Regions from separate parts of the Homo sapiens genome. Here region 2 is linked to region 1. Evidence: chromatin contacts called from ENCODE Hi-C or POLR2A ChIA-PET data. All regions are on one chromosome and are shown on one strand. The core of a region is the stretch at or near the end of the contact, and the rest is flanking DNA. Distances in the headings are between cores, read along the strand shown. Region 1 holds the start of FDPS (farnesyl diphosphate synthase). Region 2 holds the start of SLC50A1 (solute carrier family 50 member 1).

The links. A loop is a pair of places that touch in the nucleus more often than their neighbours do. ChIA-PET counts read pairs that join two places held with the same protein, here RNA polymerase II (POLR2A). Pooled maps may share reads with other maps.
Region 2: a loop to region 1 is called in a pooled map, with 5 times the contacts of the local background. The contact joins the promoter of SLC50A1 here to the promoter of FDPS in region 1. A Hi-C loop is called at or near these places in 1 of 37 single-sample maps with no recorded cell type and 7 of 50 pooled maps. POLR2A ChIA-PET finds 5 or more read pairs at or near these places in 1 of 52 experiments (naive thymus-derived CD4-positive, alpha-beta T cell).

What each region holds. Positions count from the first base shown.
Region 1 is chr1:155,305,984-155,310,731 of GRCh38, forward strand. FDPS (farnesyl diphosphate synthase) reads left to right here and starts at 2,883. Exons shown (of 11, transcript NM_002004.4): 1 at 2,883-2,982; 2 at 3,806-3,982; 3 at 4,060-4,222. The coding sequence starts at 3,807. It also overlaps a transcript of PKLR not described here. RefSeq lists enhancers at 17-516, 1,641-1,710, 2,613-2,742, 3,073-3,242.
Region 2 is chr1:155,134,021-155,138,768 of GRCh38, forward strand. It overlaps SLC50A1 (solute carrier family 50 member 1), which reads left to right and starts at 1,832. Exons shown (of 6, transcript NM_018845.4): 1 at 1,832-1,971; 2 at 2,279-2,356; 3 at 2,808-2,931; 4 at 3,541-3,702; 5 at 3,959-4,078; 6 at 4,160-4,748. The coding sequence starts at 1,892. The coding sequence ends at 4,261. It overlaps EFNA1 (ephrin A1), which reads left to right. Exons shown (of 5, transcript NM_004428.3): 5 at 1-879. The coding sequence ends at 47. RefSeq lists an enhancer at 1,273-1,362 and a silencer at 1,633-1,872.

The DNA of each region.
Region 1 (4,748 bases), core at 1,633-4,132:
GAGGATAGGAATCCCAGATATCCCAGTCCCAAGGGATTAGCAGGAGGTGGGGGGCAGTTCTCCAAAGCAGCCCGTGTCCTGTCCAGCTAAGGGACAGACACTTTGACCTGAAATCAGGCCAGTTTCCTCAGCAGTCTGGCTGACCCTGGTCCACAAGTGACCACATGAAGCATGGTCTGCACTTTGTCACAGGATCATCCCTGAGCAAGAGGCCTGTGGGTGAGAAACAGAAGCCCAGCATCCAAACACAACACTCAGCTTTGTCAGTTGAGAGCCCTCCCTCCTGCCACAAACACACATGCTCCAACAGCCACACTCACACATGCACAGACACAAACGCAGGTGGCTTTTCATTCCACAGGCATGGACTGAACCCCCATATGGGCCGTGCCCCGACGCATGCCAGACTGGAGGAGGTGAGGCCACTGGGCCCAGGTCTCTGCTCAGTGTGGGGATGGAGACAGGAGCGAGGCCAGTCAGGTTTAATAAAGGAAGTCGGGGGGCACTGACAGAACTGTGCTCAGCACACAGAGGGACACCAGGAGAGACAGAGCATTGTGAGTGAGGGCAGAAGGAGGTCAGGGCAGCTTAACAGACGAGGTGCCCCCTGGTCAGACACATACACACACGTAAACATACACAAAGCTCCCCACCATTCCACACACACACACAAATACGTACTCCACTCTAACACTCACACAATATCCACACTCACACATGCAGATTTATGTATCCGGAATTGGTGGGTTCTTGGTCTCACTGACTTCAAGAATGAAGCCGCGGACCCTCGCAGTGAGTGTTACAGTTCTTAAAGGTGGTGTGTCCGGAGTTTGTTCCTTCTGATGTTCAGATGTGTTCGGAGTTTTTTCCTTCTGGTGGGTTCGTGGTCTTGCTGGCTCATGAGTGAAGCTGCAGACCTTCGCGGTGAGTGTTACAGCTGTTAAGGCCGCGCATCTGGAGTTGTTCATTCCTCCTGTTTCATTCCTCCCGGAGCGATCTCGGTTCACCACAACCTCTGCCTCCCGGGTTCAAGCGATTCTCCTGCCTCAGCTTCTCGAGTAGCTGGCACTACAGGTGTGCGCCACCATGCTGGGCTAATTTTGGATTTTTTAGTAGAGATGGGGTTTCACTATGTTGGCCAGGCTGGTCTTGAACTCCTGACCTCGTGATCCGCCCACCTTGGCCTCCCAAAGCTCTGGGATTACAGGCGTGAGCCACTGCACCCAGCCGTGTTTTGTCCAATTCTTTGTTCAAGATGCCAAGAACCTGGACACCCTCCACCGGTGACAGTACCTTATATACACGGAATCATACAGTATCTGTCCTTTTGAGTCTGGCTTATTTCACTTAGCATAATTGTCAGAGGTGCGTGAACCAGAGCAACTCCATCTTGAATAGGGACTGGGTAGAATAAGGCTGAGACCTACTGGACTGCATTTCCAGTTGGTTTAGGCATTCTAAGTCACAGGATGAGATAGGAGATTGGCTCAAGATACAGGTCATAAAGACCTTGCTGATAAAACAGATTGCAGTAAAGAAACTGGCCAAAACCTACCAAAACCAAGATGGCAACAAGAGTGACCTCTGGTGGTCTTCAACGCTATACTCCTACCACATGCTGTGTCGACATCAGGGAGTTAACTGTATATGGTCTACAAAGCAGAGGCATGAATAATCCAACCCTTGTTTAGCTTATAATCAATAAATAACTGCCTGGGCCAAGTGGCTCGTACTTGTAATCCCAGCACTTTCAGAGGTCGAGGTGGCTGGATCACTTGAGGTCAGGAGTTCGAGACCAGGCTGGCCAATCTGGAGAAACCCCCTCTCTACTAAAAACACAAAAATTAGCTGGGCATGCTGGCAGGCACCTGTAATCCAGGAGAATCACTTGAACCCGGGAAGCGAGGTTGCAGCCTCCCACGTAGCTGGAATTAAGGCGCGGACCAGCACACCTGGGTAATTTTTGTATTTTTAGTAGAGAAGGGGTTTTGCCATGTTGACCAGGCTGGTCTCAGATTCCTGACCGCAGGTGATCCGCCCAAAGTGCTGGAATTACAAGTGTGAGACTCATCTTTTTTTTTTTTTTTTTTTGAGACGGAGTCTTGCTCTGTCTCCCCAGCTAGAGTGCAGTGGTTCGCTGGATCTCAGCTCACTGCAACCTCTGCCTTACGAGTTCAAGCGATTCTCCCGCCTCAGCCCTCCTGAGTGGCTGGGATTACAGGCGCGCGCCACCACGCCCGACTAATTTTTTTTTTTTGTATTTTTAGTAGAGACGGGGTTTCACCACATTGGTCAGGCTGGTCTCGAACTCCTGACCTCATGATCCACCCGCCTCGGCCTCCCAAAGTGCTGGGATTACAGGCGTGAGCCACCGTGCCCGGCCCAAGACTCATCTTTCTTAAGCCCTTAAAGCACTTTGCACACATTACCTCATGGTATTACCACCCTCATTCAACAGATGAGGAAAGCTAGTTTCAAGCAAGTTCACTGAGGATCAGAGACGTTAAATGATTTGCCTAAAGTTAGAGAACTAATAAGTGAGAAAGCTAGTCCTGCTGCGTTTTACTAACGTGCCAATCAGCTGCCCAGGAAGATAATGAAAACTTGAGTAAGACAGGCAGCCAAAGCCACAGCGGGGACGTTCCCAGCCTGGCTCGCTTCCGGCACTGACGCCTCCAGCCGCGACCTCTAGACTTCAGCCCTTCCATTGGTCGTCCGTCACAGTGCCACAGTGCGCCATGCTCACACGACGGCCAGCAGCCAATCAGCGCGGCTCATCTTCGCCCAGCCAGGACACGCAGGATCGCGTTATCTGTCCCTCCCGCGGGCACATTGGGAGTTGTAGTCTAATTATATATTTCCGCCCTTAGTGTGGGGAGAGCGGGAACTACTCGACCCACAGAGCCGATCGCGGAGCGGATTCTGCTTTTAGGAGTACCCGCCAACAAGCGGGACCGAGCAGGAATCCGTATCTGGGAACAGGTGAGAGAGGATGTGTGCTGGGCCTTGGAGGAAGGGGGCCGAGACCGGGCCTTACTTCTGTAACGATACTGTGAGGCATCGGAAGGCCAGCCTGTTGTGTCCGTTTTGAAGGTCGGTGGGCTAGACTGGCTGGCCTTCTAGGGGTGTGGAGACTTCCCAACTCTGCCCTTGTGCTTTCCTGGAATCCCCAATATGCCCGGACCCCGGTTTACTCCTTTGCTGCGAGCCCTTCTCTCCCGTCCAGAGTTGCTCCGAGCCTATCTGCTCAGTCCTAGCGATTCCTGTGGGGCTTGGGACGCGCGGTTCAAGCACCCCGGACCATATGGATGCAGCACCCATGGGTTCTCGCTCCAATGCTTCTTTCCTCCTTGGGGCGTAACTCAGACCCTGGGCACCCCTCTCCACTGCCCAGGGGAGACCTGGGTTCTAGATTTGGCTCTGCCTCTACTATCTTCCTACCTCCTAGAGCCTCAGTTTGGCTTGTGTAAAATAGGATGACTTAAGGGTCCTTTCAGCCCCTAATCCTGGGGTACTTTACTCTGTACCGCCTCCTTACCCAGCCTTGTGCACGCCATCTTGAAGGCACTGAGTTCTAGCCTGTTTATTGTAAGTGGTGATTAGTTGGGTCTCAGTCACCCAGCCATACTTTTTTGTTCCCTGCGTATCCTTCCTGTAATTGTCCCCAAGCACATTCCACAAGAGGGAGGGGCACTCTGGGCTAAGGCTGGGGTGGGAGTTATCTGGGGAGCTGCCACCATGCCTCTGCCTTTGGTGCTTGCCCCTGCAGGGAGTGCTTAGTGCCCCCTCCCTATGCCACTCCCAGGATGCCCCTGTCCCGCTGGTTGAGATCTGTGGGGGTCTTCCTGCTGCCAGCCCCCTACTGGGCACCCCGGGAGAGGTGGCTGGGTTCCCTACGGCGGCCCTCCCTGGTGCACGGGTACCCAGTCCTGGCCTGGCACAGTGCCCGCTGCTGGTGCCAAGCGTGGACAGAGGAACCTCGGTGAGTGTGGTTGGGGTGAGGGGCCTTGGGGAGGGGAGCAGCTGATCAGGTTTCTGACTTGTTTTTCTTCTACTTAGAGCCCTTTGCTCCTCCCTCAGAATGAACGGAGACCAGAATTCAGATGTTTATGCCCAAGAAAAGCAGGATTTCGTTCAGCACTTCTCCCAGATCGTTAGGGTGCTGACTGAGGATGAGATGGGGCACCCAGAGATAGGAGATGCTATTGCCCGGCTCAAGGAGGTGAGGGATTCATGACTTGGGGGAGTAAGGCTTTGGTTCAGTTGCTCTGTACCTGTGTGGCATTCACCTGTGGCTTATGGGGGACTTTTGACAGATGTGAGAGAAAGCTTTTTTTTTTTTTTTGAGACAGAGCCTTGCTCTGTCACCTGGGCTGGAGTGCGATGGTGTGATCTCGGCTTGCTGCAACCTCCACCTCCTGGGTTCAAGTGATTCTCCTGCCTCAGCCTTCTGAGTAGCTGGGATTACAGGTGCGTGCCACCACATCCAGCAAACTTTTGTATTTTTAATAGAGACGGGGTTTCACTGTGTTGACCAGGCTGGTCTCGAACTCCTGACCTCAGGTGATCCACCCACCTCGGCCTCCCAAAGTGCTGGGATTACAGGTGTGAGCCACCGCGCCTGGCCGAGAAAGCTTTTACCTGAGGGACTCGAGTCTGCTCTGGAGAGGTTGGGGCCTGGGCAAGTATACTTACTCAGTCCATCAACCGGACTTTTGGCTCTGATGGAAGGTGGGTCATCCAAACTG
Region 2 (4,748 bases), core at 582-3,081, 170 kb before region 1:
CCTGGACTGTGCTGCTCCTTCCACTTCTGCTGCTGCAAACCCCGTGAAGGTGTATGCCACACCTGGCCTTAAAGAGGGACAGGCTGAAGAGAGGGACAGGCACTCCAAACCTGTCTTGGGGCCACTTTCAGAGCCCCCAGCCCTGGGAACCACTCCCACCACAGGCATAAGCTATCACCTAGCAGCCTCAAAACGGGTCAGTATTAAGGTTTTCAACCGGAAGGAGGCCAACCAGCCCGACAGTGCCATCCCCACCTTCACCTCGGAGGGATGGAGAAAGAAGTGGAGACAGTCCTTTCCCACCATTCCTGCCTTTAAGCCAAAGAAACAAGCTGTGCAGGCATGGTCCCTTAAGGCACAGTGGGAGCTGAGCTGGAAGGGGCCACGTGGATGGGCAAAGCTTGTCAAAGATGCCCCCTCCAGGAGAGAGCCAGGATGCCCAGATGAACTGACTGAAGGAAAAGCAAGAAACAGTTTCTTGCTTGGAAGCCAGGTACAGGAGAGGCAGCATGCTTGGGCTGACCCAGCATCTCCCAGCAAGACCTCATCTGTGGAGCTGCCACAGAGAAGTTTGTAGCCAGGTACTGCATTCTCTCCCATCCTGGGGCAGCACTCCCCAGAGCTGTGCCAGCAGGGGGGCTGTGCCAACCTGTTCTTAGAGTGTAGCTGTAAGGGCAGTGCCCATGTGTACATTCTGCCTAGAGTGTAGCCTAAAGGGCAGGGCCCACGTGTATAGTATCTGTATATAAGTTGCTGTGTGTCTGTCCTGATTTCTACAACTGGAGTTTTTTTATACAATGTTCTTTGTCTCAAAATAAAGCAATGTGTTTTTTCGGACATGCTTTTCTGCCACTCCATATTAAAACATATGACCATTGAGTCCCTGCTAAGTGCGAGGCTCTCTGTGCTACAACAGTAGCAACTGGGTTTGAATTTCTTTCTCTCCAAAGAATGTGTGCCCCTCACGAGGCCAAAAGGGTGGGATGTTTCCTCCTCTGAGGGCTGTCCAGGACCGGAGTGCTCCTGACAGCTGTCTCTCGGGTTCTGAGCTGCACTCCACTCTGGAAGTTCTTCCTATCCGACCTCTACCCCACTCCCACTCCGTCACCGCAGGGCTTTGGCATACTACCATTCAGGTACTCACGCTGTTTCGGTGAGTCAGGGAAGCTGGGAACGCCAGCTGAGGCATGCGGCCCCGCCCCACAGCCACACTAGCAGAGACGTGTGGGAGGCTGGGAGGGAAAGTTCCCAGTAACAAGTGGGTTGGACCGGGGGTCAGTGATAGAGGCGTCAGTGGATTGGCCACGTCATGTAAAGTTGACCCGAGAGGGAGGGCAAAAGAGGAAGGCTTGGTGATTCCTGGTAATGTGTTATTTTGAGAAAAAGCTTCGGCAGCACACTCCAGAAAAAAACTTCCCAAACCCTGGGCAACTGAGGTTCTGATGTGGAGCTCTGGATGGAAAGCGTGCTGAAGTCTTGTTAAACTAGCAAGCTTTTGTTTGGAGGTCCACCGCCGAAGGCGCACAGGCCTGTGGGAACACGAGCGTTGAGACTGGGGGCGTCTAGATGATCCAAGGGGTAGGCAGAGTGTGAGCAGCGGCAGGTATCGGGGACACACCCGCGGAGCCCTAGGAAGGGGACTGACCGGGACATGGAAGAGGTCTGGACCAGGGTACTGGGAAGGCGCTCGGAGGAGAGGGGCGCGAGTTCCGGTTCGGCGTCGGAGGGAGGGTGGGGCTTCGGCGCAGTTTCCGGAGGGACGGCCCGAGCGTGCGGGGGCGGAGCCGAGTGCGCGGGGCGGGGCTCCAGAGCCGCAGGTCTGGGCTGCAGTAGGTCCCGGCAACCGCAGGCTCGCGGCGGGCGCTGGGCGCGGGATCCGACTCTAGTCGTAATGGAGGCGGGCGGCTTTCTGGACTCGCTCATTTACGGAGCATGCGTGGTCTTCACCCTTGGCATGTTCTCCGCCGGCCTGTGAGAGTGCGGCCGGGCTGGGTTGGGGAGGACTAGGCAGTCAGGAAAGGAGAGAGAGGGGACAGAGACGTGGCCACAGCACCTGGCTCGTCCGGAACCGGGATCAAAGTGGGATCGGGTCGAGGGGACCGGGGTACAAGGGCGAGGCTGGTCACTAGGCCTGAAGGAGAAGGCAGGATAGCTGGCGGGGGGGAGAGGGGGCGGGGTCTGCGGTGGTCCGGAAAGGATGACAGGCATTGGGCATCCCCCTCTAGCACTCTGCTTCTCCCTTCCCACCCCCACCCCTCCCTTCGGGGCCCCATTACAGCTCGGACCTCAGGCACATGCGAATGACCCGGAGTGTGGACAACGTCCAGTTCCTGCCCTTTCTCACCACGGAAGTCAAGTGAGGGGCCGACGGCTGCGGTAGTGGGAAAGGCTACCAGAGGGAGGTGGGGGCGGGGCAGGAGGAGCAAGAGTGAAAGAGGTTTGGCCGGGCGCGGTGGCTCACGCCTGTAATCCCTGCACTTTGGGAGGCCGAGACGGGCGGATCACGAGGTCAGGAGATCCAGACCATCCTGGCTAACACGGTGAAACCCCGTCTCTACTAAAAATACAAAAAATTAGCCGGGCGTGGTGCCGGGCGCCTGTAGTCCCAGCTACTCGGGAGGCTGAGGCAGGAGAATGGCGTGAACCCAGGAGGCGGAGCTTGCAGTGAGCCGAGATCGTGCCACCGCACTCCAGCCTGGGCGACAGAGCGAGACTACGTCTCAAAAAAAAAAAAAGAGTGAAAGACCCTTTGGGTCCTCCTCTCACACTGAACCCTTTGAGCCATGTCCATCCCCTCCACCCTGCAGCAACCTGGGCTGGCTGAGTTATGGGGCTTTGAAGGGAGACGGGATCCTCATCGTCGTCAACACAGTGGGTGCTGCGCTTCAGACCCTGTATATCTTGGCATATCTGCATTACTGCCCTCGGAAGGTAGAGGCCCTCCCTTGGACCCACCTATCTGCTGCACGCCCTGCCTTGCTGGCAGGGCAAACACTATTTCCTAGAAGACTGTAACAGCTGGCACTGCCACCTTTTCCAGGAAGGCCTCTCCAGCCTTGCAGGTCCCCTTCCTCTATGAAGCCAGCCTTCTGAGATGAACACATTGCCCCCATTTAGGCAAGGCTGGTAGCTCTGCCTAGCCTGAGATGCCTATGCTGCCTGCCCTGGGCTTCAGCCAACAAGCTAAGGGGAAAGGGCTTTTGTCTCTGATATTTCTTTCAGAGCCAGGGCCTGTGGGTGAGAATGAGATGATTAGCTCTGCGTCCCTGCTAAATCACACAAGCATTTATGAAGCTCCTACTGTGTGTGCCAAGCACACAGAAAAAAACACATATTTATCTCCCCCAGAAGTCTCCAGTGTTGTGGGTGGATAAGACTTTCCTATCAAGTTGGTGGTGGGAAAGAAGCTGTGACAGTGCAGTGCTGGAGGCCTAGACAGCTTGGCTTCCCCATTGGAGCACTGGAGAAGGCAGGATGAATTAACTCTAGCAGGGAAGTCAGAGTGCACATCTGGAAGTAAGGGTACTCTCTCCCCTGCAGCGTGTTGTGCTCCTACAGACTGCAACCCTGCTAGGGGTCCTTCTCCTGGGTTATGGCTACTTTTGGCTCCTGGTACCCAACCCTGAGGCCCGGCTTCAGCAGTTGGGCCTCTTCTGCAGTGTCTTCACCATCAGCATGTACCTCTCACCACTGGCTGACTTGGTGAGTGGGGGTGTCCAAGGAGGTAGGAGAGATAAGAGTCAGGCTCTCATAGCCAAATACTATGGCTTACAGTCCCGAGGAAGGGGAGATCCAAACCCTGGAAGAAGACAAGGCAGTAGAAGTGGGCGAGTGGGAGGCAGGAAAGGTTGGGTGACAGATCAGGGAGGGTGTCTGACCTTTTTCTTGAGGAAATTCTTAGGCAAGTGAAGCTTTACGATGTGCTTGGGCCAAGAGAGTCTTCCATTCTTTCCCACAGGCTAAGGTGATTCAAACTAAATCAACCCAATGTCTCTCCTACCCACTCACCATTGCTACCCTTCTCACCTCTGCCTCCTGGTGCCTCTATGGGTTTCGACTCAGAGATCCCTATATCATGGTAAGCACAACTGGGATGGGGTGACAGGGGTGCAAGATGGAAAACTGGCTCCTCTCCTCATAGCAGTTCTTGTGATTTCAGGTGTCCAACTTTCCAGGAATCGTCACCAGCTTTATCCGCTTCTGGCTTTTCTGGAAGTACCCCCAGGAGCAAGACAGGAACTACTGGCTCCTGCAAACCTGAGGCTGCTCATCTGACCACTGGGCACCTTAGTGCCAACCTGAACCAAAGAGACCTCCTTGTTTCAGCTGGGCCTGCTGTCCAGCTTCCCAGGTGCAGTGGGTTGTGGGAACAAGAGATGACTTTGAGGATAAAAGGACCAAAGAAAAAGCTTTACTTAGATGATTGATTGGGGCCTAGGAGATGAAATCACTTTTTATTTTTTAGAGATTTTTTTTTTTAATTTTGGAGGTTGGGGTGCAATCTTTAGAATATGCCTTAAAAGGCCGGGCGCGGTGGCTCACGCCTGTAATCCCAGCACTTTGGGAGGCCAAGGTGGGCGGATCGCCTGAGGTCAGGAGTTCAAGACCAACCTGACTAACATGGTGAAACCCCATCTCTACTAAAAATACAAAATTAGCCAGGCATGATGGCACATGCCTGTAATCCCAGATACTTGGGAGGCTGAGGCAGGAGAATTGCTTGAACCCAGGAGGTGGAGGTTGCAGTG